2 separate regions of the Homo sapiens genome follow, and region 2 is linked to region 1. The links are chromatin loops, found by intact Hi-C in ENCODE. Cell type or tissue: Caco-2. All regions are shown on one strand. Each heading gives the region's core, and the rest is flanking DNA. Links, peaks and the distances in the headings are about the cores only.

Region 1 (15,513 bases), core at 2,598-10,597:
GAAAAAACCTAAATGGGCTAGCATATGAAAAGCAGAATTAGGCTTGTGCTGTATGGTTCCAGCAGAGGTAGGGAATTCAGATTAATGGATAAAGATTCTAAGAGACCCTATCTAAGCTCAACATAAGAGAATGGTGTATAAGTGAAATAAACTGGCCTTTGCTGTAGTAAGCTCCTCATCAAAAGATCTGTGCCTCCAGGATGCGTTAGAACTATGTAGGAAAGGGGCCGGGCATGGTAGCTCATGCCTGTAATCCCAGCACTTTGAGAGGCCGAGGCGGGCGGATCACTTGAGGCCAGGAGTTCGAGACCAGCCTGGCCAACATGGTGAAACCCCATCTCTACTAAAAAATACTAAAATTAGCCGGGCATGGTGGTGTGTGCCTGTAGTTCCAGCTGCTTGGGAGGCTGAGGCATGAGAATCACTTGAAACTGGAAGGTGGAGGTTGCAGTGAGCCATGATTGCACTAGTGCACTCCAGCCTGTGCAACAGGGCAAGACTCTATCTCCAAAAAAAAAAAAAAAAAAAAAAAGAGCTATGTAGAAAAGCACTGTAGGCAAGCCTCCATAAAGTCATGGAGTACAGGCTTAGCTCCTCCTGAAAGACCTTTAAAGTTCCCTCTAATCTATATACTCCAATTCCTTCAGCACTGCTTGAGCCATCGCTGCTCTAGAAACCACAACACCTCTATTTCTCTCATACAAGTTCAATTCTCAATCAAGTTTTTAAGACCTACCTCTCTCGGTTCTCTCACCAAACTGGAGCCAAATGGAATACCGTTAGGAAAAAAAAAAAAAAAAAAAAAAAAAACACTCAACTGGGAATCAAAAGTTTCAAATCCCAATGGCACCACTGGAAAGAATATACCCTTAAACAAGTCACTTTAATCTCTAGAAGCCTCAGTTTCCTCAACTATGAAATGGCAGTAAAATTTATACAACCTCACAAGGTTCTGCTGACAATTCAAGACAAAGCCTGGGAGAGTGTTTTGTAAACAATAAAGTGCTATACAAGCAAGAGACAATTTACTCCTCCGTGCATAACCCTGAACAGCGACTGGTACGTCATGGCCGTTTAATAAATGTTTTATGAGTGATAAATGAGTCCTGTATTAACTCAGTATGATGAACCTCCTGATACAGGCTTGCTAACATGTATTAATAAGTACTAATAAAACAGGAGGGAAGTTGTGGTCACCTATGTTAGACCCAGTTACCTTAGGTAATACAAAGTTAAACTGGCTGTCTTAGTGCCAGGCATTGCAAAGCCTTTAATATGCTGCGCTGTGAATCTGCAGCGTGTGGATGGAATAAGCAACACATGCAGGCATTATTCACCTGGGCAAACCCTTTCCTCAGGGCATCTCATAAGATATGAGGAGAGCAACATGCCTTGAGAATTAGGGACCCAGTGCATTCTCTATCGTGAGGGCATTTCAGCAGAAGTCGGATAGCCAACCATCAGGGAGGCTTAGAGATCACACAGGGTTGGAAGCAGACACAACTTTAATGCTAGCATCTCATGATTCTACACCATGGCCCAAGCACCATCTCCACAAGGTCCTTCATTCCTCTCTCTAGCTTTCTCCTGACCATTTATCATACCACACAATATAATGAATGGATTTTCTCCAGTTTATAAGGATGAGTCTTGATTTTTCACCATGATTACAAGTTTTAACAAGAGAACCTAGGTTTCCATCTTTCTCCACAATCCCTAGTGCACGCTGAGCACCTATTACAGACTTACTGATGATCTCACTGAACCCTAACAGACCCCTGCTACTTCAAGTGTAGTCCATAGACCAGCATGGCATTGCCTGGGACTTTCTTAGAAATGCAGATTCTTAGACACTGTCCCAGATCCACTGAATGAGAATCTGCATGCTTAACAAGATGTCCAGGATTCAGAAACACTAACAAGGTGATGCTGACGCTGCTGTTGCACAGACTACCCTCAAGCAGCAAGAGAGAGGCCTGGGGAATCTCGTCCACATGATCTGAAAGCCCAGAAAAGGGCCCTAGTCATTCACTCATTCACTTACTTATTCAGTTATCCACTCATTCAATAACTATATATGAAGTTCCTACATTGTGTGAGGTACTTTTCCAGGCACCAAGTCCTGTTCTAGCAGATGTCACTGAATGGCAAGGCTCCTCTAATATTAGAGAGAATCACTCATTACAGCTGCCTGCCCTCAGAATTCAGCTAAAAACAATGTAAGCACTTCTAAAGTCCAGCTCCTCCAGCTTTGCAGGTGTCAGGGCTGATACCTCTTCACAAAACATCCAAGAAACCACCCACACAATAGCCATGGTCCAATGGTTTGGGCACAACCCCTTTATATTTCTACAGGTGCTACATTCCAAAAAATGTTTTTTCTTATAAAGCATGGCAAGAATTCTACACTTAGGGAAGAAAAGAGGTTAAAGAAGGGCCTTATTTTTCCCTGGGGAGAGAAAAGACTAAAACCTCTTTCAGAGAGGTTTACATTTTTAAAATGTATTTATTTTATCAACCACAGGCTTGCAAGTCAAACATCTCCTCAAAGACATTTTGCAGACAGAGATATTCTGGAAACACACTGGAGGCAGCTTATTTATCTGCCGCTATTACAAGACTAGCCCGAAGGGATGAGTATCAGATGCTATCTCCCACTGAAATGACTGTCTGCCTGCCAACTCTATGCCAGGTCACAGCTACCTTATACCCCTCAGATACCCCCTGCTCAGTGCTGCCGAATTGTCTCTGCCCCACTGGTCCTCTGAGAGCCTTCCAACTAACCGGGGTCATTCTCTATCAGGGAGGGCTATCTGTGTGCTACACCTTTGAAGTACATAAACCAGCAATGAAAAGTGTAACTAATATACAGGTGCAACATTAATATCGAATGTTGCCACGGTGTTAGAGACCCCTGGGGACTGGCAGGATCCTATGCAAACTCAGATCCACAGTCTCACTGACCAAAAGAGAATCACAACAGAGTGCACTCCAGGCAGCTACAACTGTCCCTTAGCTCCCTCCTTTGCTGTCTTTAACTCAGTCATCCTTTAAATCACGTTTAGCAGTTAGGAACACTATTCAGGTCTCCCACAGTCCTCAGGCTCACCTCTACTACGGCTTGGTCACACTGCATTCTGTCTCATTCCCAACTGAGAGCACCTTGAGGGCAGGGGCTGTGTCCTGCCCATCATCATCCTACCAGCCCAGCAGATGCCTGACACACCCAGGTTTTCAGGAAACAGTGGTATAATGGCAATTCATTCAAGCATTTAATGAGTGTGGAGTTTCAGGAATACAATATGAAATACTTGAAGATTTAAAAAAAAAAAGATATGGATATTCCTTGTTGGCCTTTGGAGACTAAACAAAACAAGGAACAAGGACTATGAAAGCCTGGATACAAACTTGCATGTAAGGGTGAGGGAATTCCTAGAGTAGAGCAAGCCAAGTGCAACAGAAAAGGAATTTTCTTATCTACGGCATCTCACACAGATCCACTCCCACTCTGTAATTCATTCTGTGCTGAATGCATTTCCCACACTTCGACCTTCTATTTTATAACTGGCCAGGTTTCTTGTCTGTCTTTTGAACTATCGGTATACAGTACAGAGTATGGTATATATGGCCTTAATCCCAAATTTTTATTACAAAGAGAACCATGGATCACAATGGCTTCATACTTAATATTTTTAAAAAATGCTTTTCCTAGGCATTCTGACTTTATCCTCAGTCCCCACTGTGGGATGGGTGTTAGTTAAGGGGATGTCAGAAACAGGGCAGCAAGGTTCAGAGATGCGAAGCGCCTACCACAGACTATGCCCCAGGGCCCACAGGACCCGATTCACAGCTCTTCATTCTAAAACCCCCTCACTCCAACAATGGAGCTGCCTCTCCTGCGTCAGTCTCTCCATCCAGCATCCCCACCCACAGAACTATAATGTGAACCACAGTTGTCATTTTACAGTTTCTAGTAGACTCATTTTTTGTTGTTGTTTTTGTTTCTGTCGCCAGGCTGGAGTGCAATGGTGCCATCTCGGCTCACTGCAACCTCCGCCTCCCAGGTTCAAGCAATTCTCCTGCCTCAGCTTCCCAAGTAGCTGGGACTACAGGCGTGCACCACCACGTCCAGCTGATTTTTGTATTTTTAGTAGAGACGGGGTTTCACCATGTTGACCTGGCTGGTCTTGAACTCCTGACCTCAAGTGATCTGCCCGCCTCAGGCTCCCAAAGTGCTGGGATTACAGTTGTGAGCCACCACACCCAGCTGACTCATTCTCAGACATAAAAAGAAACAGGTGAAATTAATTTCAATAACTTATTAACTCAACACATCCAAAAATTATCCAACTTATAATCAATATAAACAAAATTATACATTTGTTTTTTGAAACAGAGTCTCACTCTGTCACCCAGGCTGTAATGCAGCGGAGCAATCTCAGCTCACTGTAGCCTCAACCTCCCCAGGCTCAGCCTCCCAAGTAGCTGGGACTACAGGCGCATGCCACCACGCCTGGTTAATTTTTGTATTTTTTGTAGAGATGAGGTTTCGCCATGTTGCCCCTGCTGGGCTCAAGCAATTGGCCAGCCTCAGCCTCCCAAAGAGCTGGAATTATAGACATGAGCCACCGTGCCCAGCCCAAAATTGTTCATGATGTGTTTTACTTTTTTTCCCCCCATACTAAGTCTTTGAAATTCAGTGGTCATTGTTTACTTATGACACATCCCAACCCAGATTAGCCACCTTCCTAGTGCTGAATAGCGCACAAGGTTGGTGACTCCCCCAGTGCACAGCACAGGCCTAGAGCAACCACTTCTTACATGCATTTAAGTCTCAGAGCCTAGTATCTGCGGTCTCCAAGCACATACAACCTTTTACCAACTTCAGTTGGATTTGAGAATTATGACGTCCCAATTCTCAGCCAACACAGCCTCTCCATTTTTAGAATGACATTCAGCAACATCCTTCAAGTCTCACCAGAGGTACCACTCTTTCAAGGAAACCTTCCCTAACTACCTTCTCCCACTCCAATAGTTATGTGCCCCACCTATGTGCCTCAAGCTACCCTGACTTCACTCATCACTGCCCTTACCATGCCATGCTCATTCCTGCTCAGCCGTGTCATCTGCTATTTTATGTTCCTTGAAGACAGGACTGTGCCTGTTTCATTCACAGCCTAAGCCTTATCTCCCAGCCCAAAACTGGCTCAATAAATATTTGTTGGACGCGTGGAAGGATGGTTGGGTAAATGAATGGAATTCTTCCCAACACAAAATCTCTCACTCTAGGCCATAGTTTCCTCATTTGTAAAATCTCCATGGTTCCTTCTGGCTCTGAAATTCAATAAAACCATGCACAGTGATTTGTGTTGCTTACACCCGGGTGACAGGACTGACTGGGACATATGCACTTAGCCTTCCTGTACAACCAGCTCGACCAGGCATCTGACACAGGAAGGAAAACTTCTTAGACCACAATCTTCAGGGTTTCTTTCTCAGACCACTGCAAACATTTTGCTTTTAAGTCTCCAGAAAGCATCCTGTGAATTTCCTGTTATTCTACTGAACTACAGAAATCTGTATATTCACTCACATATTTTTTAATTTTTTTTTTAACTGATACGTAATACTTTACGTATTTATGAGGTGCATGTGATATTTTGTTACATGCATGGAATATGTAATGATCAAGTCAGGGAATTTAAGGTATCCATCACACTGAGCATTTATCATTATTATGTGTTGGGAACAATTCAAGTCCTTTCTTTTAGTTACTTTGAAATACACAATACGTTGTTGTTAACCATAGTCACTCTAGTCCGCTGTCAAACTCTCACATGACTCTTGAAGAGAATTTATATATTTCTTATGCAGAAAAAGTTTCATTTTGTCCTTAATGAATGAATGTTATAAAGAAATTGTAAGGTCAGGTTTTAGACTCTAAAGTCCAAGGTTTTGTCCCCACTACCTTTCCACCGGCTAGCTGCTTGATCATGGACATTCCATTTAACCTCTGTGCACCTCGATTTCCTCATCCATAAAGTGGGGTAACAATATATCCAATTCAGAGTTGTTTTAATGCCAGAAAGCCTTACACACTGTAAAGGGCCAAACCAACTTTAGTTACTGTGTAAACTATTTCTTCTGAGGCATATCAACAGAGTGACAACACAGCCACCACCAAGCCCAGGCCTGGGGAACTCAAGCAAAGGCCAGAGGAATCCCATGTGTACTCCCAGGCTAAAATCAACCAGGCCCCAGAATCCACAGCCTCATAAAGCAAAGCCCCAGGGCACTGCCCAGGATCAAGGTTAGGGAGCAGCCCCGGAAGCACAGGCCTCGCCAGGTGAACCAGGCACCTGGCCTGGCAGGTGGGGAAGGCTGCCTACTGGAGCACAAAAGACCAGTACAAAGGAGCCAGCCTTCCAAGGAAAGGAGGGGCGAGGAGGAGAGGGCAGGGAGAGGATGGGAATTCCCATCCCAGAGTAGGGCCCCCACTGAGCAGGAGGTTCTGCCCTCAAGACAGGCCAGGGAGCCGGAGAAACAGCCTCACTGGCCTGTTCTTTCCCCTGCAGTGTTTCAAAGGCACCTGAACTTTCCCAAAGGGGTTCTGTCCATTTCAAACAGGAACTAGGCTTGCGTGTGCACGCGCATTTTATGATTTCAGAAGAAAGCACTCGCATTCAGAGGATGAGTCATCAGCACTCCTTGTCAATTTGCCAGCGGCCTGCCCCTCTTCATTACAAACATAAAGATAAAAGCTCTTGCACTACATTAGCTGGCATACGCCTCCACAGACAGTACAAATAAATTAATTGTGCCTCATCTCAAACAGCCCGAGAGGTGTGCGGGAAGGGAAAATGTGATCCATCTTGTTTCATTAACAAATTAAATTGAAATCGAGCCTCGATCATTCTACTTTATGTACATAGACCCAGTTATTCTGCCAATATCGGATTCTCCTACTATGCGCATAGTGGGGCAGCATTACGGAGAGCCCACGAGCTCAATAAACTACGTGCACACCCAAGAGAGTGTGTGTCTTTCTCAGTGTTTGTTGCGGAGGGGACAGTGTGGCCTCAGGGGCCACTGGAAGGCTAGACTTGGGCTTGGCATCACCATGAAGGAGCCTGGGGAATAAGAATCATCTATCAAATGCTGAGCACCACTGCAAAGGGGAATGTGTTTCAATCATTTACCCCAGGCAAATAAACAAACCAGTTCAGTGGCCATGGTATGTATAGGAGAGTAAAAGAGTTTGTCATCAAGCGAACTCTGTCATACTGAGGATGGCGAGCATTCCAGAAAGAACAAACTTATTCAAGACCAACTTGAAAAACAAGTTGGGCTCCCTTGCACCACAAGCCAAGATTACACCCTCAAACACACCTTTCTAAGATTTCGTGGGAGACGTTTGCTTTTGCAAAGCAGTTACAGGCAATGTGTTACAATACTGTGATTTTCTTTATCCTCACTCTGTACTACATAATTTAGGCAACCTACATTTTATAAGTTGAAGGAGCATGACTAAAAGCTGATCCTTTTATGTTTTATCTCCAAAAAGACAACAACAGGGCTTACAGGGGAGGAGGGAAACAGGAAATGGGGGGATGGTAGAGGGAAAGAACAAAGGAGAATCTAAGGAGAAGAGGAAAAGCCCCGCTACTCTCCAAATACCGCCCTATTAACTTATGACCTATAAGGAAGTTAAAATCACGAACAGTTAATCCAACCACAAAATATGTCCAAAGTATTTATTTTACAGATGAATTCTGGGTTTGGTTTTTGTTAGTTTGGTTTGTTTTTTCGCTGTAAAATTCAAGAGTCTGAAAAGCTCTACACAGAAAATCTGACCTCAACCACAGCTAGGTCCTGACTGTAAGAAAACAAAAATACTAAGTAAAATCTCAAAACATAGTAAGTAAAGCCATACTCAACCTTGTCATAATCCAAGAAATATCAATTAAACGATGTGCACCATTGAGCCAAACTTTTGTAAAAATTATACTATCTAGTGCAAGCCAAGATGCTGAAATTGGTACCTTCACGCACTGCTGGTGGCATCATAAACTGGTACAACCCTTTTGGAAAGCAATTTAGCAATATCCATTGAGAGCCAAAAAAATAATTGTGCCCTTTAACCCAGAAATCCTGCTCCTGGGAATTCACCCTAAGGAAAAAATCCACAATAAGCACAAGGCCATATCCCAAAGTATTACTTATAATAGCACAGAACTACAGAAAAAAAAAAATCTAGATGTCCAACAGTAGATGAATGGTTAAGTAAATTCAGCCTGTGGGATGATAGATTGTAAGATCATTAAAAATCATCTTGAAGACTACATAACCATTTGGAAAGCATTTACTTAAGGTTTACTGAAAAGAGCAGAATACAAAATTGAGCCTACATATGATTACAGATACAGAGAAACATGCCTGCATACAGACAAGGGCTAAAAGTTAAAATGAAAACAGTTGTGTTAGGGTACTGAGCTAGTTCTGGATGAATTTTTTCCCTCTTTTGTTTGACTGTCTTTTTTGCGGTTATAGTGTATTTTTGTGAAAAAAAAAAAAAAAGAAAGAGAGAGAAATCACAGGGTATATATGCAGCGACTCAACTCACATTCAAATAATCCATCAGGAATTTGGGAAACCAATTTGTATGTTATTTTTTAGCATGGACCAAAACCTAGCCCTAGAGTCTCTATCCTATACTCTGCCTGGGTCTTTCCAACCATATCTCTCAGCATTACCCACCTAGCAAGGCAGGCTGATGAGGAAAGGGATGTTACCGGATGACCTATTCAAGGCTGCCTGCATGAGGTTTCTTGAGGAACAGCGAGTGTAGAAGCACCTGGCTCAGTGCATGGTGTGCACTCAGGAAGGAGTCTTCCCCTCTTGCGTTCTTCTTCCCTCCCCTGTAGGAACAGCATCCATTTACTGAGGAGATGACCAGGTTTAGGAGATGTGGAGACAGGATGAGATCCCAGATCTGTTCTGTTCAAAAGTCCTGGCCCATCTTGTCACTGTAGCTTCGAATTTCAGAGCCCCTCCACTCCCTGGGAAATAGTTTCCTCCTTAAACTGAAGAGGTTAAACATTCTTCCAGCCTGGTGTGAATATGACACTGTTTCATCCATGTGTGGTTCACAGACCACCTGCAACCAATTCACCTGCACTGCAGGCTAAAAGCTCAGACAACTGGCACCAACCCAGACCCAGTGAATCAGAATATTTAGGAGTGAGGCACCTGAATCTGAATTTAACCAGCCTCCCAGGCAACTCTTACGCACAGGGATGTTTGAGAAGCACTGATCTAAGAATCATGCAAACATCTGCCAAACACTCAAACTCATACGTCCACTGTCCTATCAACAGGAAAACCTGCTGGACAGTGGGGCGGGGGGCTTGAGGAGTGGGTATATTTAGAAGCTTGTACTTGCTCAAATGAGTATTTAACCCTAAAGAGTTAGGATGTTCAAAAGGGAAGAACACAAGAGAGTGATCTATATTTTCCAGACTTTTTTTTTCTGTTGAAATAATTCCTGGGCTAACAGACGTTATCCAATTTCACATGTCCATGCTTAGCATAATGCTGGGAACATAATGTGTATTTAGAACTGTTCGTTGAAATAATGGGTGAATGAATGAATGAGTGAGCTGACAGAGAGTATCTACATCCAACTATATACAGCATTTATTTTCTTTGTTTGCTTATTAACCTGCCCCTTCTCTCCTCCCCACTATAGTGTCAGCTCCAGGATGCTGGGGATAGGGGTGTGTGCAGATCATCCTTCTTACTCCACAAAGTAACCCCAGCTGCTAGAACAGGGACTGGAGATACTGTGCCCTCATACACAGTGGTTGCATAAATGAACAGTAGGCACTCGCAAGAGCCAGAAAAAATGTGGTGCTCCTGAACCTGGTCATCTCATTAGTAAATGGATGCTGTTCCTACAGGGGAGGGAACAAGAACGCAAGAAGGGAAGCTTTCTTCCTGCACCTGCACTGAGCCAGGTGCTTCTACACTCACTCGTCCTCAAGGAAACCTCACAACTACACTGCATGGGAGACTAGTAACTAGCAACGATTAAATGGTTTGTCCAATACACCAGGCAGTAAGTGAGAGTCTGGACTCAGAACCACATTCTTCTGTCTAACTAAACACAGGGTAGTCAAACATGAAAAATAAAAGAATACAAGAAAGTATAACCCATAAAGAATACAAGGTCCAAAGGAAATCCAAGGTACACACAAGACTGAAGGTGCTGGATGAGTTAACTTCTGAGAAGTTGCCCAGAGGAAGTGTCGGGGCTGACCTCAGACAAGTCATGGTCAGAGAGTCACATTTTCTGAGGACTGTCCCTTTAGCCTGGGAATGCTGGGAGAGGGTCTTGGCTTGGCACCTTGGGGCCCATATCTGTTCCTTAAAGCAATAATGGCAGTGCTGATGCCATTCTTCAAATTATCAGCAGCAACAAACACTTCAGAAGCAAATGGGCTTTAAACTCAGACCACTTACAGAGCTCTGCTGGTTACAATTATTGGGCACCTTCCATAGCACCTCAATCTAGTCAAGAGTTGATTTTGAAATGAAATTGGCTTGGATTCAAATCCTGCCTTCACCATTTTCTGACAATGAGACCTTCACCTTCCAAGCCTCAGTTTCCTTATTTATACAGGGGAGTAATAATGCTCACCTCATAGAGTTGTTCTGATAATTAAATAATACATTTAAAGTACTCACCAGGGGCCTGGCATACAGTAAAGTTGCAGTAAATGATATCTGTTGCAGCAGTTACTATAAGCATTGTAGAATTTGATCTGAACACCAGAATTTTCCCCAAATCACAAGCATGCAGACTATCTATGTATCTATATGTTCTGCATTCTCTACTAATTTCTTCCCAGTCCACATAAAAACACTTAATGTATTAACACATGACCTTAACTGTTATTTTTAATAGTCAGAGTAAGTGCCTATTCCTCTCTCTAGAGATCTAACTTTTTAATGATTTCCACATTAGATTTAACATTAAATTCAAATTGATCCATAAAGTAGTCTAATTGGAAATTAAATATGCCATAGACATTATTCCTGACTTAATTAGCAGAGCAACATTATATAATGAGAGATGCCCCTCACTACCAGGAGAGACCAAGGCCAGAGCTCCACCTCAGCAGATTACTGGCTATGAGATCTACAAGACACAGCATGGCTGGGTCCCCCCCCAAAAAAAAAAAAAAAAAAAAAAAAAAAAAAAAAAAAAAAAAAAAACATTAGATTTCCAAACACACGCCGGTTTGCAAAGTTGAATTTTCATTACAGATCATGCCACCTGGACTATGTTCCTCCTACTCAGCCCTCCCCTCTTTCAGGAGGCTATGCCCTCAATGTTTTTTCACAAACCATAATTTTCAAGTCAGAGTTTTTTTAGCTATTAGCTCAAGATTGTATAGCTGGCCAAGTTCTTCGCAGTTTGAACCAATATCCTAATACCCCTACCCCATGTCCAACCCACGGCTTCACCCAGATTAAATTCTGAAAAGGCTGCCAAGATTTACCTCAGCCTTGGTTGTCTTTTTCAATACAAAACAAATCCCTGCCCCTAGCCTGACCTTTTTGACACAGCCCCCCGCCCCCCCTCCCCCCAAAAAAAAGGACTGGAAAGAGAAAGGGGAGAGTCAGCAATGTGCTGGAAAGTCATCTGGAGTTAAGCAAGGAGCATAGCTTAAGAGGTAGAGAGCCGCAATGTGTGGTTAGGGACTGTGGCTGAGCTGCCTGCACTCAGCAAGGCATGAGGTGGAGCAAAAGCGGGATCTCTCTCAGGAAGCTCATGGGACAGAATCTCACCCTTGTTAATGTGAGCATATAGAAGCCACTTTCCCTACTCCCACTGTGAGACAAGAGCATTCCTCCACAGGACGCAATCATTTCCACAGGATGCAGCCACCACAGTCCCTCATCCACTAGGCAGAGTCAAAGGTCCCCAGGTACCTTCCATCACCTCCCCAAACTGCTCTCATGTTTAGCTGTGGTCAGAGTCAGCTAAACACAGGCTGCGGAGGAGGGGGCTTGGGAATGACCCAAGCCAGGACTTGAGTCCTGTCCTGATTCCTGGAAATGTCACCATCAAAGAGACAGCTTCCCAACCCCTGGGAATCCCAGAAACCAACCACATTTGAAAACGCGTTGTTCAGAAGACCCTTGGACTCCCCCCCCTAAAAAAAAAACCCCAAAGTTTTCAAGCTCTTTAGATTTAATTAAGAATTATGTCCTTAAACAATTATGATGATATACATAAAGCATCAGAAAGTAAAATTTATACCACTCAACCCAAGTTAGGGTGCAGGAAGAGATTTAAGCAGGTAAAATTAGGATGAAAGTTGTTGGGATTTGATGAAATTTTTCCTTTTAAAAAAAGCCTGGGTCACAGAAAACCCAATTTAACAAAGCCATCTGAATACAACTAGACTGGCCTTGGACTGCACTTAAGAACACTACTCTAAAGACAAGAGTGTAATTAAAGAAAAAAGAAAAGGAAGGAACTGGATTCAGAAATAATACCCTTATACAAAATCAGCACATTATTATTACACAACTTCAAACTTGAATTACATCAATAATTTCACCCAAAAAAAAAAGCAACGGTACATCGAAATGTCTTTATGGAAAAACCAGGATTCTGTGAATATTGTTTCAAAACCCTTGCCCCACAGAAGCTGGAGGAAGGATACCCAGAGACCAAGGGAATGCAAGAACATAATGAGGAAGATGATGCCAACAGCAGCAATCACACCTTTCCTCTGCAGGGGAACTTCAGTTTGCAAAGCACTTTGACTTTCATTATCTTGTCATGCCCCCAAGACAATCCTGTGAGGGGCCGGGGGACACCTGATTATCTCTATTTCATGCTCTGAGAGGCTAGGGACCTGCCAGAGGTCCCACAACCAGCAAGTGACAGGTGTAGCATGAAAACCTTAGGTTGTGGCTGGGCCAAGCATCCTCCGTGAACCACTACTCACAAAGAATGCCTGGGGCACGTCCCCACAGATGTTCACATGTCTCTGTATGACATGGTGGGAGGAGACAGGGTTATAAGCGGACTCTGAATGATGACTACCAGAGCTGTGCTTACCCTCAGAGCATGAGGTTAGAGGCTAAGAAAACCACTCTTCCTCCTCTACCTTCACCACCACCACCACAACCACAAGAAAGATTCACGTGCTGCTCACTATGAGCCAGACATGGTTCTAAGCCCTTCATATCCGTTAACTCATTTCACTCTTACAACAGCCCTATGAGGAAGGTACTTCTATTAATACCCCCACTGTACAACCCAGTAAATGGCAAGGTGAAGTAATTTGCCCAAAGGCAGAGGTGAAAAACAGTGGGCCAGGAGCCAGGCAGTCTGAGCCCAGATGCTGTCCTGCTGACCGCTAAGCCATGCTACCTCACCTGAGGACTAGAATTAGTGAATTCAAACCTGCCAGGGGCCTGGGGTGAGCAGTGGGGTACAGACCCCTACTAGCTCCCTGTTAACACCACACAAAGCTTCCTTGACTTCCAGATGCTTCCCACTTTCAAATAAGCAGGTCATCACCTTCCCCTCCTCCCTCCCTTCCACTTCCATTATTGGGTTACTGCAGGAAGATCGTGTATTAAGGCAAACACTACTTTGACATAACCTAATAACCACCCATCTCCCAGCATGCGGCAAGAATGAATGCTACAGGGCACACATGCAAACTTGATTCTCCATCCAGGAGTGATTTCTGTGGAGGTGTAATTCCACTGTCCACCTTACACAGCACATCTTCTATCCATAAAACACAAAGCTTCCATCAGTCAAGACACTCAGGAATGAAGGGCCCTGCCTCCTGACTCATGTTTCAGGTGTAGCTAGACCCTACCAGTGACAGAAATTCAAATCCAATTGATCCTTTCACTTAAAACACACAATACCAAGCACACACACAACTGTAGGCAGAAAGTAGCATACCAGAGGCATACAACTGCCCCACATTCAATTCTGCTGGCTACTTATTAGCCCCGAATCACTCTGGATATTATAGTCTATGATCAGTATAACTACATTCATTACATTCCATGGCCAGACTTGACTGTTTATGGCTCATCCTCTGAAGATCTACAAATCCATGCAGGAACCTTTCTCTGTACAGCAAACTATGGTATGTGAGTTGGTACCCACATTGTGGGCAGCTGAGAGGCCAAGCCCACTACTTCGGATCCCAGCTCAGTCAGTCACCTGGGAGCAGCAGAAGCTGTGACCTCAGGGCGGGAAGCCATTCAGCGCCTATGTCGGGAACGCAGAGCCAGGCTTCTGATCTGTAATGTTCTCTGCTGATGACTTAGAAGAGGGCTGGCAAACCATGGCTCACAGGCCAAATCTGGTCTGCCATCTGTTTTTGTATGGCCCATGAAGGAAGAATGGTTTTTACATTCCTTAATGGTTGAAAAACAAAGGAATAATAAACTACATGGAGTTCACATGTGTCCATAAATAAGATTTTACTGGAACATAGCCACATCCACTGGTTTTCATGTTGTCTATGGCTGCTTTCAAACCACAACAGCAGAGCTGAGAGGTGGTGGCAGAGACCAGGTGACCTGCAAAGTCAAAAATATTTGCTATCTGACCTATACCAGAAAAAGTTTTCTGACCCCTGACTAAGAAGCAAGTGCCAGGACACTGCTAAAAATGAGACCTCAAAAATCTAAACATTGTCTGGGGGGAAAATAAAAAGGATTACTTCTTGATCACAGGTTCAGGTCCAGGGATTCAGCAGCAATGACAGAGGTCCCTCAATGGAGGGGGGAGGGATGTCAGCAGAAAAAGGGTGCTCTCCAAGGGCTGCAGGAACCCCCCCGTGAACTCCTAGGAAGTCACACTCTCTGCTGCACTCCCTCGCAGACACCTACCTGTTCTAAGACAGATGAGGCTGGATTGGGGCACAGCGATTCTGCTTGTCCGGTGGTTCCAATGCAACAGAAAAGGAGGGCAGTGGAGAGAGTTGGCCGGAGTTTCCACCAGTGTTCAGACTGCTCCCCCTCCCATCCCTCGGCCGGAAGCCGACAGACAAAGAGCCCGCGCAGGACAGGAAGCCCATCCTAAGTCACCAGGCTATGACCTCTCTGTGAGGTCTGTTCATGCAAAGGGGGCAAATGACAGTCTCAGTCTTGGGGGGAAGGTGGGGAGGGTGAGCTAGGAAATGATTCCTTGGCCAAGATTTTTACTGTAAAAAAATGAATTACGATTGTTCTTGTTGGTCTTTCCCCCATCTTCCATCGCCACCTGTTAATCTGGGAACCCCTAGAGGTGAGATTGCTAGATTCGGGAAATAAAAATGGTATGCCCCCTTAAATGTGAATGTCAGAAAAATGACATTCAAATTAATTTATTAGTATAAATTTTTCCCAAATATTGCTTACCTGAAATTTGAATCATGGGACATACACTGATTATCTGATATTCAAATTTAACTGGGCATC
Region 2 (15,513 bases), core at 2,424-10,423, 120 kb before region 1:
TATTTTTAGTAGAGACACAAGGGGGTTTCACAATGTTGGCCAGGCTGGTCTCGAACTCCTGACCTCAGGTGATCTGTCCACCTCAGCCTCCCAAAGTGCTGGGATTACAGGTGTGAGCCACTGCGCCCAGCCATTTTTTTAAAAAATAAATTTTACTGCATATATTTGAAGTTTACAAAGTGATATTGAGATACATATAGATAATAAAATGGCTACCATAGTGAAACAGATTAACATAGCTATCATCGCATAGTAATTTTTTGTGTGTGACGACAATAGTTAAAATCCTCCTAAAAGTGTCTAGCATAATTCTAACTATAGTCCTTATGTTGTACATTAGACCTCTAGACGCATATCTGCTACTTTGTATCTTTTGACCTACATATCCGTTTCCTCTCTCCTCCTCTGGTTCTTAGTATCCTCTGTTGTTGTTTTTTCTCTACTCTGTATATGTATGACTTTTTTTTAAGATTCCACGTATAAGTGAGATCATGAAATAGTTTTTTTCTTTCCGTGTCTCGCTCAATAAATGGTTTTAATAAATGAATGAAGGAGCTCACCTCTTTTGTATAAAGAAAATCCGAAGAAAAGATCTAGAAAAAGATTATGAAAATTAGACAGCACTGCCAATATCACCTGAAATCTGTAAATCCTTTTAAAGTTGCAACTATTTCAGTGAGAAGTGGCACAATTTTTCAGACCTTTGTTCTCGTCTCTTATGACCAATGCATGCTCATTGCTTCTTCATGCCCTATACCCATGTCCCTGCCACTTCCCCAAGCCACAGCCATAGAGACCTGGTCCAAAAAAAGCTAATCTTAACATTAACCCAAGAAAGTCTTATTAATGAAAAGGTTTGCTAAAAGCACTCTATTTATTAATTATTTGGCCTTAGAGAAGTGTGAAATCCACACATTTGAAGTGCTAAACACCGCTAGTTTATAATGAAGAATCTTTAATGATGCAATGCTGCCGATTTCTGGTTTTTTGACTCAAAGGTATGACTGCCTAGATTCTTCTGAGGAAACTGGACTTATGAGCTGTGTGAACTTGGGAAACTTGCTCAACTTCTCTAGACCTCTATTTCCTTACCTGTAAAATGGAAATAACAGTTCCTACTCTAGAGGGCTGCTGTATGCATTAGTAACAGAAAATGGGAAGGCTCTGGCACCTTCTGGGGCTCTAAAATGGTCCTTCAACTCTTTTTGAGATGGAGTTTCACTCCTGTTGCCCAGGCTGGAGAGCAATGGCACGACCTTGGCTCACTGCAGCCTCCGCCTCCCGGGTTCAAGCTGTTCTCCTGCCTCAGCCTCCTGAGTAGCTGGGATTACAGGCATGAGCCACCACGCCAGGCTAATTGTTTGTTATTTAGTAGAGACAGAGTTTCCCCACGCTGGTCATGCTGGGCTCGAACTCCTGACCTCAGGTGATACACACGCCTCGGCCTCCGAAAGTGCTGGGATTATAGGCATGTGTCACCACACCTGGCCCAGTTCTTTAACTGTAATGTAATGTCACTGCACCAGGTTTATATGTCTTCGTTGCTTGAACTGATATATAGGGTCCTAAAAGGGTTGAAAAAGGTTTTCTGTTCAGGACACCGTACTACATGGCATCTGGTATAAACCCATGATGCTTCTATTGCTAATGTTGTTGAAATTGAACATCTTTTCCAATCTTTGTATCTTCTTCAATTTTCAAAATGACATGGTCCTAAAAATTGTTTCCAAGTAAACAGAGCACTTATTGTGATATCTTAACATTAAGAGGGCACTATCTTAACATTAAGAGGGCACAAATCTTTTAATTTGAAATAGATTCTCCACTGAATAAATAGCAGGAATGAGGTTTTTGCCAGAAGGTAAGTATAGCCAAAATTCTTAAAATTTGTGACAGACTGTATAATTAAGTCTATGAATAGGCTGGAGGTGTTGCATTAAACAGCATGTCCCTCACTGGACGTCCAGTATTTAGTTCTTGTTGTAAAAACAACTATCACCAGAAGAATTCTATCAACTTCTGAAGCTACTACAACAATAGCTACACAAAGGTAAGTTATGCAAGCATTAAGTCAAAATGGCATGCTCAGGGATGACTTGCTGCTTAGAAAACATGCTGAAGGAGTATCTAAATGTCTAGGCACTCAGTAATCTAATAAAAATATGAAAAGCATGATGAGAAGGAATAACATTTTTAAAATGAACTCAAACTGAAGAAATTGAAATTCAGGGAATAAGCTAAATGAAACACTATTGCGGAGTTTAGAGATGGTGGGAGGCTATAGAAAGTTGGGCTTTTGCAGGGAACGGTGGCTCAAGCCTGTAATCCCAGCACTTTTGGGAGGTCCAGGTGGATCACTTGAGGTCAGGAGTTTGAGACCAGCCTGGCCAACATGGCAAAATCCCATCTCTACTAAAAATACAAAAAAATTAGCTGGACACGGTGGCATGTGCTTCTAATCCCAGCTACTCGGGAGGCTGAGGCAGGAGAATCGCTTGAATCCGAGAGGCGGAGGTTGCAGTGAGCCCAGACAGTGCCACTGCACTCCAGCCTGGGCAACAGAGCGAGATTCCATCTCAAAATAAAAAGAAAGAAAAAAAAAGCAAGAAAGTTGGGCAATGACATGCACTGTGTATCTACTATGCACCAGCACTATGCAAAGCACTGTGCTTTTTTTTATTTTATTTTTTTGGTGAGGCAGCGTCTCACTCTGTTGCCCAGGCTGGAGTACAGTGGTGTGATCATGACTCAGTGCCACCTAGACCTCCTGGTTTCAAGCAATCCTCCCACCTCAGTCTCCTGAGTAGCTAGGACTACAGACGTGTGCCACTATACGCAGCTATTTTTTTTTTTAATTTTTTGTAGAGATGGGGTCTCACTGTGTTGCCCATGCTGGTTTTGAACTACTGGCCTCAAGCAATCCTCCTGCTTCAGCCTCACAAAGTACTGGGATTACAGGCATAAGCCACTGCACCTGGCCAAAGCACTGTGCTTATACACCACAAATTTAACCTTCACATTCACCTAATTCTACCTAGCTCAGCATTTTATACATGCTGAAACTGCAGTTCAAAGAAGTTAAGAAACTTGCCCAAGTTCCCAAACTAATTAAGCAGTGGAGTCGGGATTTGAACCCAGCTTTGTCTTCCAAGTTCCTTAATCCTTAACATTAGACCAACTGTTAAGTGTTTAATGAGAACAAAATCTTAGATGGCGGCAGAATCCAGCCATGAAATGGACTGAATTGTACACACATCACTTTAAAGTTCTCTAATTTCTCATCCACAATACAGAAGAATAAAGCCTCAACTCTCTAAGCATCCAAGGCCTACATAATCTGGCCCCAAGGCACTTTCCTCTCCCATTCAATAAAATTTATAGAATATTTTCTGTACAAAAGGAATTAGGCTAGGCTCTAGAAGAGAAACACGCTGGAATAATACACACTCTCTGCCCTCAAGGAGTTTATGGTCTAGGAAGAGAAATGAGGCTAGAAGCCAAACAATGGTAATCAAAGACGGAACGATTAGATGGATAGATGTACTCAGGAAGGGCCTGAGACAGGTGCCCAGAGATGTTTCCTCCTAGGGTTGCCATGCTCTGGCTCACTGACCCCACTGCCCTAGCCACATCAGACCTATCTCAAAACTAGAAGCAGCCAGAGGTAACCCCATACCAGCTAGTCACGACAGAGAAAGCAGTGGCCTATGATATAGGGTTCCCACTGGAGATGATGACCAAGCAAACCAAGAAAATCACCTTCCTCAGTTGAGCTTAGATTCAGGACAGCTGCTTGGTTTTTCTTCTCCTTTTAAATTTCTAGGCTGGGCACAGTGGCTGACGCCTATAATCCTAGCACCTTGGGAGGCCAAGACAGGAGGACTGCTTGAGGCCAGGAGTTCAAGAACAACCTGGCCAACAGAGCAAGACCCGTCTCTAAAAACTAAAATAAAATAAAATAAATTTCTAATGATCTAGGTAACACATGAACACATTCTATCCGTAAAAAATTAAAACGTTACATGGGCAAATCAGTTTTTGTCTTTTCTCCTGCCACTCTCTACACACACTTCTGTCTCTAAAAATCCTTATTCCTGTCATGTTGGGTGCTATTTCCTTTGTGTGAAATGGCCACCACCCCCACCCCCACCCCACCAAATCTACTGAACAATGAATGATTCCTGAGCTGCCAGGCCTCTGCAGCTGGCACTTCCTCCACTCACTCCCCAGCAGTGGGCTGGGTCTGCCCCTCCTGCTCACCATACTTTGTGCACACTGCTAGCACAAGCTTGCTACACCACATTCTGCCTGTTTTTGCTTTTTCCTTGGCAGATTGTGAGCTTTGTGAAGGCAGGACCCACATCCTACTCCCAACTACTCCATCCTCCCAACCTCTGGCCCTGCATGAAGAATGTGCTACTTAATGATATTGCTACTGTTGACTTGAGTCTCTCCCTGAAAGAAAAAATATCTGAATATATGACATCATGGCTCATGGGACGCAGTGACTGTCTTCTTTGAATGGGCAGGCAGAAAGGGAGGGGGAAGCCGCAGGAAGACAGAGAAAGCACTGTGTTGGCAGGCACTGGGGATGCAAAGAAGAATGCAACAGGGCTCCTGCCTTCAAGGAGCTCACAGTCGTGTTGGATGCTTATGGAATGCAGAAATACCCATGAATCTTTCCTCTTCTTAAGCTCCAAGAAATCAAAGAGGAAGCCACAAGCACAGCTGAGACAGACTGGCAATGAAAGAGGACATGTGGCTGTTTTGTTCCCTAACAGAATGAACCTGGAAAGCTTAAAGCCCTTCTTACTTCAAAATTAGCTCAATCTTCCCTGTTTTTAATTCTTGTGATCTTCATCAATTTCAGATTTAGTATCCTACTTCAATCCACCACTGACAGAGAGCATAACATTCAGCATTTAATTGAGAAAAACAAATTTTCTAAGAAACACCTCAACTTGTTTATAGGCAGAATAGGTAAGAATGAACTGGACAAACGGAAGTCAGACATGCTAACTCAGGGCCTTATTCTCAGTACCCACAATATTTTCTACAGACAGAAGGAATATATACAGTCAACACAGCTTTATCTGCAAGCTCATTCACCACACAGAAGTTTGACTTCTAAAAAAAAAAAGGCAGAGCCCAAACTACTTATGTGGCTCGGGCCCTGAATGTTGCTTTGTAAAGATATCTCAGAGTGAAATTATCCAGCAAACCCTTGTGTGGATAGAAGGTTCCACAAGTCAACAACCGCTTAAGCAGTTTAAACCAACAAGCAAGATGCCCTCTATTTAAATGCTATGAGTGAATCTATTTTAAGCCTTTAAAAATCCTTTGGGCAGGTGTTTAAGCTGTGCACAGACTGAGCCTGTGGAGGCTCTGGGGGGTGGGGGAGGGCGGGCTCCACTCTCCATGCAGGCAACATTTTGTTCAGACAATCTTCCTGCAGCAGGTCATGTGACAAAGGCCAAATAAACAGCATCTGGGGATTTTCAATTACAGACCTTCGCCCAGCATGCCTGCACTGTAATCTCTACCAGATGAGGCTCAGGCCTCCCTATTTTCAATAATTCACACACTGTGTACACATAACATGACAATAAGTGCATTCATGGTGTGGCCTGATTCGCAGATCAAAGCTAGCAAAGGGCCAGCTGTAAGCATGCTCGGCTGCTGGATGATTCGTGCCTTTCACAGGCTTGGAAAGGCGCTCCGCAGGACCTGGCAAGCCGGCCTCTTTCCTGTGTGGTATGCTGAGCAAACTCTGAACATGAGCGGGGCACAGCCCCCTGGGACACCCAGAGAGGCGACCAATTCTATGTGCATTTGGGAGTACTGGGAAAGATTCAAACACCAACCTACTCCACAAGCTCCCTCTTGGATAGACTTGTCTTGGCTAGTGCAAGACACGTGCAAAAGGCCACCGCTAAAAGGGGCAGGTGGTTCTTGAGATGAAAACTGTTTTACAACAACAGTACGGTTTCCACACTTAATAAACCCTTAGCCAGGTGCAAGTGCTCAAGTTCACAAATCCACTGGCTGTGCAGTTCCCATTTAGCCATCACACACGTGTACACAGACTGAGACACAAACTACATGGAGGTATATTGTTAATGCATGTCACAGAGCTTTGGATCTGGGAAATGAAAGAGGACGCTCTGTTGTTATTACTGAATTCCCTACACATTAACTCAATTAACTCCTGTGCTAGACTAACACTTCTAGCTACTGTGTGTGCGTGTGCGCACACACACACGATAGTGCTTTGAAAGCATTCAGAGTTCTCAAGTCCACAACATTCCAAATGTCTCTTTCCCTGCAGAGAGAGCTGCAACTGGAGAAAATAAGGACACCACTTCCTCATATAAAAATTCTAGGCCCGGCACAGTGGCTCATGCCTGTAATCCCAGCAATTTCAGAGGCCGAGGGTGGATCACTTGAGGTCAGGAGTTCAACAACAGCCTGGCCAAGATGGTGAAACCCCGTGTCTACTAAAAATACAAAAATTAGCCGGGCATGGTAGTGGGTGCCTGTAGTCCCAGCTACTCAGGAGGCTGAGGCAGAGAATTGCTTGAATCCAGGAGGCAGAGGTTGCAGTGAGCCAAGATTGCGCCACTGCACTTTAGCCTGGGCGACAGGCGAGACCCTGTCTCCAAAAAAAAAAAAAAAAAAAAAAAAGATTTCATACACGTCAATCAGGGCAGGAACCAGGAGAAAGCCATAATGGTGACTTCCTTGGAGCCAACACATGCTGCTCACCAGCTGTGGGCTGTGTGTCCTTACCCCCTTTGCTCACTCATTCAGAATGGTTTCCTCTTAATCACAATAATCCCAAAAGTGCTAAAACATATCAATCGTTGGGTAAGCCCTGCCTACAAAGGGCCAGCCGGCTGGCTTTTATGGTCTTGTCCAACAGCAGCTGATACTTCATTCAGTAACAAATCCAATTTAGCAGTTACAAGAGGTTTAGCATCCCTGAAAAAAATATTGGGGTTGATCTGGCACTCTGAAGTCAGCAAATGCTCCACTGCCATATTGCTGTGGAGATTTTTCTGTCGTCATATTTGGATGTCTATAACCAACTGTCTCGCACCTTCCCCACCCCTGCCCCCCAATGATTTGATGCTGGTGGTGGCAACAATTTAATCCCTGGATTAAAAAATATAGGCAACAAATCACATGTGGAAACTGACTGAATAATGTGATTTTACCATCATCCCCTCAAACATAAAAAGGGGGAGGAACTGGCTTTCCTTTTCAAACAGGAATTTCTAACACGTTGAAAGAAAAAACTATGAGGAAAAGGTGATTTTACTCTAATCTCTGGACTCTTAGTTCTTAAGAGGAAAAAGAGATAAGCAAATGTGAAGTTTTTAACCTTGGATTAAAATTTGTCTTCTTAAAAACAATGGCGGCACTACCATAAAGACCTTGTAACTAAATTATTTACATTTATTTAAACATTAAAATGCTAAAACAAAAAAAAGCTTTAAGTCATGATGGGTGAAAATAAGAAACTGGCATAAAGAAAAGTTTCTGAATATTTAATGTACATTCTTTACAGTTTATATAAATTCAAGTTAAAAGAATCTCCAAAGAAAATAACTTGAATAATTTAGCTATAAGAGGACTTCACAACCAACAAAATGTCATTTTTAAGCAACAAGGTAATTTATAAAGTAAAAGAAAACGGAAATGATCTAATAGGAACATGGGCTGATTATTCCTTTAATATTAGGCTTCGTGGTCAATGGTTGGTTATTTAACCCGGCTCCAGTTTTAATAACAAAAAAGTGACCACAGAAACATCTGATTTTTAAAAAGAACAAGTTTTCAGCGCCATAAATGAGATGCATGCAATTATGGCTGGCAAGACATCAACAATGAAATATTCCATACATGGAGTTATTTCATGTGGTTTTAAAACTTTATTCTTTTCTCTAGACTTTTTAAAACACAAACTGAAAAGTAAAACAAAATAAACAACCAAACCCTGCAGATTTGAAAAGATTTAGCTTTTGTGAATAACAATCCATTAGATTAATATTTTGTCAATGTCACTTGTCACAACAAAAGCAGCAGCATTTATAATTTACTCTAAGACTGGTTTAATTAAAATTCAAAAAACCACAACAAAGCTATATTGAATTTCATTTCCCGCATTGTAATTACTTACTTCGTAGCTGACTATAAACAGTATTTTATTACATCCACAAAAATGCGTTTAAAAACTAACAGTAATTCGTAGACACTGGAAGAACTGAGGGAACAAGTCCTGTCACTTCTACTTTGAATAGAGTGCTACTTTCTACTTTAGTGTGACATAAGGAACGAGGATGCATGATCTTTTCCAATCTGAGGGGATCTATAGATCTGACAACATTACCTACCCTTAGAGCTGGGCTCGGACTCCTTGTGAACACAGATTTGGCAGAGCAAGATCTATGTGCACCCTCCCAAGACCAAGAAAGGGCCTGACTTGGCTCAAATCCAACAATGAGACAATAGAGGCTGCCAGGCATGATGGATGACTTAAAGGACTTAAAACCACCATTTGCATCCTCCCAGATAAACAATTAGCTAGAAAAAAAATTTTTTTTTTCCTGGAAGCAACTTCCAATGCTGTTACTCTGCCTAGCAGAATAGAGTTAGTTTAGTGAAATTAGAACAAAATTTGAAAATGTCTCAGACAAATGTTCTTAAAGTATCTCACTGGAATTAGAAGAAATAAACCATTCATTTTAGATTTTTTAAGTTTAGAATTTTAAAAGTTAGAAAAGGCTTTGATGCTTATAACTCTCTTAAAGTTAGTGTCAGAAGGTTTTCAATATATTTACTTAGTTCATTTTTGTATTCCTTCTTCCTTCATTTGAAATCCATGTAATTCTTAAAGGCAGCATAATAAAAAAAAATTCACTTATTGGACAAGGCAGGCAGGCATAAACACGATTTAAGCATGAAAAAAAGGAAACGGCCTTCAGACATGCTTGCCAGATAAAAATCAGTGGTTCTGAACCTGCATACAAGCAATTTTCTGGAGCTCATGAAGACCCAGGAGAGAATGCTTGAGAAACGACAGAGAAATCTCTTAAAAGTCACCCTGCATTTCTCTAGAATGAATTTACAGGACAGGCTAAGAGTATCTCCGGAAGTTCACCAAGCCTCCATTAATAAATGAGGCAGCAGTGTGGTTTCCGTGGCAACAGACTCCTAACTCCCGCAAGCTTAGTGCACAACTGCCAAAGATTTCTCCTCAAATCTCAACTTCCTGTTTCCAGGTACTGACAAAACCAAACATACTTTTAAGCCCAGGGAAACAGCAACAGTGTAAGGGTTTTCAATAGGTATTCTCGTAACGGTGGTTTGGTCAAAAGTGAGGTGGACTAGGCAGCTCCATCTTGCTGCAGAGATTTGGAGAACACTTTTAAAGGGAGCTAAGAGCCCCCTGAGAACGTTCAGTGAGTTAAATACATTTGCTGTAATATTATAATGTGTTATGACAAGCTATATATCATTATAATAGGTTCCCATGATTCACATTTGCCTGTTTTGTTTTGTTTTGTTTTGTTTTTTTCCTCTGCTCTGTGGAAATGATTTGGGGGTTTGGGTAAGCTTGATTCAGAATTCGGCACATGAGGAAAGCCGACTACATTTCTTTAACATATGTAACCTTGAGGTTTATAGGAGAGGTCACGATACATTTTAAAAGAGACCTTCCCAGACTATTTCATATGAACGGGTAAGTGTGGAAAAGTACAGACGCTAGGAGTCTGCCATTAGCAGTCACTGACTCTAGGTAAAGTTATCAGCCTTTGTGAGCCTCAGTTTCCCCAAAGGTCTCATACCCTATAATGCTATGATACCACGATAAGCCCTAGCTACTTTTACATTCCTTCCAAACACATGCAGAGAACACCAGAAAGCACTAGTGTGCTTCGATTCTCCATCTCCCATTTCCCTCTAAACACTGAAGGAGCTAAGCTACCAGGGTGCAAACTGAAGGAAGATGGCATATCTCCCAAAAAATGCAAGTAGCTGAAAGAAGGGCAGCTACCATGACAGCAGCCTGGAGGGGGAATGTGGAGGGATTCTCAGAAAAGCCAGAGAGAATTCTAAACCAACCCCTCCAAGAACAGCATGAAACCGACATTCCCCATTGAGTTTCCCTTGGAGAAAAATAATCGAGAAAAACTGTACTTATTCTTTATGCTAAGGCAGCGAACACACTTCCTAACCAGCATCCATCCCCACCATCTCAGGAGCTGCACTCACAGCAGACAGAGACTCTCTTAAGCCAGTAGCTTGCTAAGCACCGATTATAGGCATGGCCTGGTGGGGACAGCTAAGAAGACCAAAGGAGGGAAAAAAGACAGCTCTTCTGTACCCACTGAGCTTACATTCTATCCATGGTGTATAAGAGACGCAGGTAGGAAAAGAGGCAGAGCCACAGAGGCTACATATTTTTCAGGATTTCCCTTTTAAATTCTGTTCCTTTTCCCCTTTCACCTATGAATAAATCTGGGTCTGTGTCCCTCTCTGCATCCATAAAATAATGTAACTTCCCACATGACTCACACATGCACTGCCCTTAGCGTATTTTCATGTTAAAAGGCTTTAGCAGACAGTAACAAATTCCTGACAGCTACAACTGATAACTTGAGATGAGAAAAAGTATTCCATTTCAATTTTCAGACAGGTCTGGCTTGGGAACAAACCAGCTGAAGGACAGGGAGGGCAAATTTCCAGTACAACTCTCCCTATAAAAGCAATAAAGTTACTACCAATGGAGAGCAATCAAATATCCACCAGAACTCTGAAAGCCACTGGGTATCTCATCCCACTCCACTCACAGGGGCCCGTGCAGAAAGCCACCATTTGCATATAAACTTCCCTATGAAGTCTATGCCTTAGTTTTTCTACCTCAGAGAAAAATGAGAGGCTTCTGATAGGAATGGGGCCCCTTCAGCCTCGAGAGAAGATCTGCAGAGTTGGGAATATCTATTAACATAGACGGCACTTCCAAACTGCAGGAAGAGCACACAGCCGAACCCCAGACCTAGGCCCCCAGGCTAAGACACGGCCATTTATTTCGTGAAAGTGAAAATGAGTAAAAGTTAAGTGAAAGACTATTACGCAGAAACGATCAACCCCAGTACATGAATTTGGACTGACCTCTTTACAATTTAATTATAGGAGGTTATATTTACCAGCACAACACTGAATATGGCCTCTTAACTCTCACAAGCTTCTCATGGCTTCTTCTGACTCCCCATCCTTACACAACCATTCCATAGTGAAAACATCCATCTCTCAGACTCATCCACCTTCCACCCTTCTTGCCTTGGCCCGATTTCGTTTCTGGTCTTTTTTTTTTCTTTTTTTTTTTTTTTTGAGGCAGAGTCTCGCTCTGTCGCCCAGGCTGGAGTGCAGTGGCGCGATCCAGGCTCACTGCAAGCTCCGCCTCCCGGGTTCACGCCATTCTTCTGCCTCAGCCTCCCAAGTAGCTGGGACTACAGGCGCCCGCCACCACACCTGGCTAATTTTTTGTATTTTTAGTAGAGACGGGATTTCACCATGTTAGCCAGGATGGTCTTGATCTCCTGACCTCATGATTCACCCGCCTCGGCCTCCCAAAGTGCTTGGATTACAGGCGTGAACCACCGCGCCAGGCCCGTTTCTGGTCTCTTAAAGCTGCCTCCGAACTGTTTTCCTTACTTTCCATCTGTTCCCACTCTCACCCTTCCTTAAGGCTACAACCAGAAGGATCTTTCTTAGATTAATGAGTCTTACCACATTACCTTCAATGTGGGCTTTCTATCATATAGTCCCCTACTACACCTAGAATGCCAACTCTTGTTGCTGCCTGCAAATTTCTATTCATCTTTTAATATCCAACTGAAACAAACCCTTCCATTACGCGAAGTTAGTGATTCCCTGGTCGTGCTCCTTACGTTCTGAACCTGCTCTGATAACCCCCGCCACATTCTGGCATCACTTCTTTCCCAACCAACATCTCTACTACTCCCTAAAGTACTACTACACGGCAGGAGCTTTATCCTGTAATTTCTGTTACCTCAGTCCCCAGGACACAGCCTAGCACCTGGGACATAATAACTGTTAACTGAATGGACAGGCCAGAAACATGTGGACAGAGTGGATGCAGTATTTCTTTCTGAAGCTCGTGATCTTCAAAAAGAGCTTTGTTTTTTGTTTGTTTGTTTTGTTTTGAGACAGAATCTCACTCTGTCACCGAGGCTGGAGTACAGTGTCACGCTCTTGACTCACTGCAGCCTCCACTTCCCAGGTTCAAGCAATTCTCCTGTCTCAGCCTCCCGAGCAGCTGGGACTACAGGCGTGCATTACCACACCCGGCTAATTTTTGTATTTTTAGTAGAGACGGTGTTTCACTATGTTAGCCAGGCTGGTCTCAAACTCCTGACCTCAGGTGATCCACTGGCCTCTGCCTCCCAAAGTGCTAAGATTATAGGCGTAAGCCACCATGCCCGGCTCCCAGTTTTTTTTTTTAATAAGTAAATTGGAATGAAAAATATTGTTTTGAGAAAAAAGAATATTTGGGAATTGTCCCAAGTCTATGAAAAACAATGCTCAGAGTTCTGTCCTAACTTGCTTGTGTGGTGACGTGTCTTTTGTCAAAAGGAATTTATAAGTCTGTTTCCCCAGTTTGAGCGGCACAGATTTTCTGTTGAGAAACCATTTTATGTCACGTGTGTGGTTTCTCATCCAAGCTTCCTAATTGCAAAATATTATCACTCTATAACCAACAAGCAAACAACGAAAATATTTTTAACTGTACTGCCTGGGCTTAGAGAAACTCTCTTAGAGACTTTAATATTAGAGAATCAGAAATGTTTGGCTCTAGAAAACACTTTAGAGACAATTTCATCTAACAATTTCAATTTTGCTGATGACAAAATGAAAGCAAAAAGAAACCAAAAGACGTGCACAAGGCCACAACACTTGTGGGTTTACTAAGAATATCCTGACTCTGAAGCAGTGCTCATTTTAAAACCAATCTATAATAAACTTTTGTTTTACATGAACGTTTTACTTAAAATGTTAAAATTTATCTTCAAAGTAATCCCATCATTAACATTTAGTAAACACATGAAACATGTCTTTAATTTGCTGCCAGTATGATTTGAATCCAAAAGTATTCTTAATTAAAGAAAACCAATTCAGATATATTTGGAATTTATATCTCAGAGGCTATTCTGATCACAATTACACAATCGAAAAGTAAAGGTTGGTTTTCTCCCTTAAAGGATCAAGGGCCTAGGGATATTCTTGGAGGCCATGTAGCATCGTCCACATTAAGCATTATTACCCAAGGACAATACAGTGCTCCAAATGCCCCTAAAAAGTAGAATCCTATTTGTCACACATTTCTCCTGAGTGTATTACAAGTTTCACAAAAGGAAGTCCCGTATTAACACAGAACCCAGAACTTCTGTTATTAGGTCTCATGAGGATGTGTTGTAAGTCATTAAGTGACAGTATTGTCTTCAAAATCCCATAGATTAGGCTGGGCACGGTGGCTCACACCTGTAATCCCAGCACTTTGGGAGTCCCAGGAGGGCAGATCATCTGAGGTCAGGAGTTCGAGACCAGCCTGGCCAACATGGTGAAAACCAGTCTCTACTAAAAAAATACAAAAAAATTAGCGGGCGTGGTGGCAGGCACCAGCTGCTTGGGAGGCTGAGGCAGGAGAATCGCTTGAACTCTGGAGGCAGAGGTTTCACTGAGATGAGATCGCGCCATTGCACTCTAGCCTGGGCAACAAGGGCAAAACTCAGTCTCAAAAAAAAAAAAAAGAAGAAGGAAGAAAGAAGGAAGAAGAGGAAGAGAAGGAAGAAGAAGAGGAAGAGGAGGAAGAAGAAGGAGGAGGAGAAGAAGAAGGAGAAGGAGAAGGGAGAAGGGAGAAGGGAGAAGGGAGAAAGAAGGAAGAAGGAAGAAGAAGGAGAGAAAGAGAGACCAGAGATGCGTGAACACAAAGGAAAGGCCGTGTGAGGACACAATGAGAAGACGGCCATCTACAAGCCAAGGAGAGAGGTACCAGGAGTAACTAAACCTGTTAATACCTTGATCTCTTGGGCTTCCAGGCTGCAGAACTGGGAGAAAATTAATTTCTGTTGTTTAATCCACCCAGTATTCTATTATGGCAGCCCTACCAGACTAGTATAACCTATCTGTAGCTTCCAAAGAGACTCTAATCTCATTGAGAACAGTAGCCAAAACTGCCCTGTCCGTTACTGAGGACCCGATGCCTGGCCCAGGGCAGGGGCTCAATGAAAAAATAACAGAAAGCCCTTTTCTTGTTTGCAGAAATTAAAATAATAATAATTTTAAGCACACAGCCAAAGAGTATGAGGGGAGTAGCTACTTTTCATATTAATAGCTAAGTGGGCAAGAAAGGAAGAGGGTAACCAATTATACCGTCCCTTTTACTCTCAACAGATTTTTAAATATGCTTGCAGCATAAACTTTTGGACATTATAAGTAGTTAATTTCAAGATAATTATGGATGAAGAGTAAGTTAATTAAGTTGTTTGCTTTTATACACTAGGGTATATATGAGTTTGCTGGGCTTGAGAAAAAGTCACTGTGGGATGTGCATCATTAATCAACTTGCGCTTAGAGGCTGAACGTTAACAAAGGACACATCAAAGCTGAGTTAGTTGTATTTAACTCTGCATTTCATAATACAACACTTTCCAAAGGTGATCTTTGCCAAAGAAAAATAGATCCGCTTTTTCTTGTTATGACAAATGTACCATTACTCTCCGACTTTTACCCTGCTAAGTCCGTGATGCAGTGAAAGTTTACCAAAATAACCTCTAAGGCAGATAAACTAGTTGGTGGAATAGTCAGCACAAGAATGGGTGGTTTTCCAGGGACTGAAATCAGAAACTGAAAGGTGGCACAAAAATAAATACATTCTGGAGCTTTAATATACAGCAAGTTGACTATAATTAGCAATCCTGTAGCATATATTTGAAATTTACTAAGGCCCCTAAAGTTTACCAGGTTCCAAAATTACCAAACCCGCTCTCTCCTCCAAGCTAAAGTCTCATGCTCGCAACATAACGATTCCAGTTTGGGGTTAGGAGGAAGCAGTCTAGTTGAACTCATCCACACTACACTAAGTGACCCCTTTATTCATCATCGCGGGAAAAGCAACAATTTTTTTTTTTTTTTTTGAGACGGAGTCTCGCTCTGTCACCCAGGCTAGACGGCAGTGGTGCAATCTTGACTCACTGCAAGCTCCGCCTGCCCGGTTCACGCCATTCTCCTGCCTCAGCCTCCCGAGTAGCTGGGACTACAGGCGCCCGCCACCACGCCCGGCTAATTTTTTGTATTTTTAGTAGAGACAGGGTTTCACCGTGTTAGCCGGGATGGTCTTCATCTCCTGACCTCATGATCCACCCACCTCGGCCTCCTGAAGCGCTGGGATTACAGGCGTGAGCCACCACACCCGGCCTAAAAGAT

What was found. Peaks named below come from ENCODE experiments on the same cell type or tissue, not always from the same donor. Only the 100,000 strongest peaks of a DNase experiment are listed, where the experiment ranks them.
Region 2: a loop joins it to region 1, with 2.2 times the contacts of the local background. A loop is called at or near these places in 2 of 110 quality-filtered maps.

The regions. Positions count from the first base shown.
Region 1 is chr11:12,715,714-12,731,226 of GRCh38, reverse strand. The region is part of intron 2 of TEAD1 (TEA domain transcription factor 1); the gene reads right to left. Among named protein-coding and RNA genes, the nearest start is that of TEAD1, 49 kb to the right of the region's middle. RefSeq lists silencers at 5,271-5,565, 13,147-13,316 and an enhancer at 15,376-15,513. In Caco-2, for the core only: no CTCF peak of the experiment used is centred there; DNase peaks (open chromatin) are centred at 6,646 and 7,296.
Region 2 is chr11:12,836,131-12,851,643 of GRCh38, reverse strand. The region is part of intron 3 of TEAD1 (TEA domain transcription factor 1); the gene reads right to left. It overlaps LOC107984313 (a long non-coding RNA gene), which reads left to right and starts at 15,214. Exons shown (of 2, transcript XR_001748136.3): 1 at 15,214-15,513. RefSeq lists an enhancer at 4,645-7,859. In Caco-2, for the core only: no CTCF peak of the experiment used is centred there; DNase peaks (open chromatin) are centred at 5,593, 6,305 and 9,203.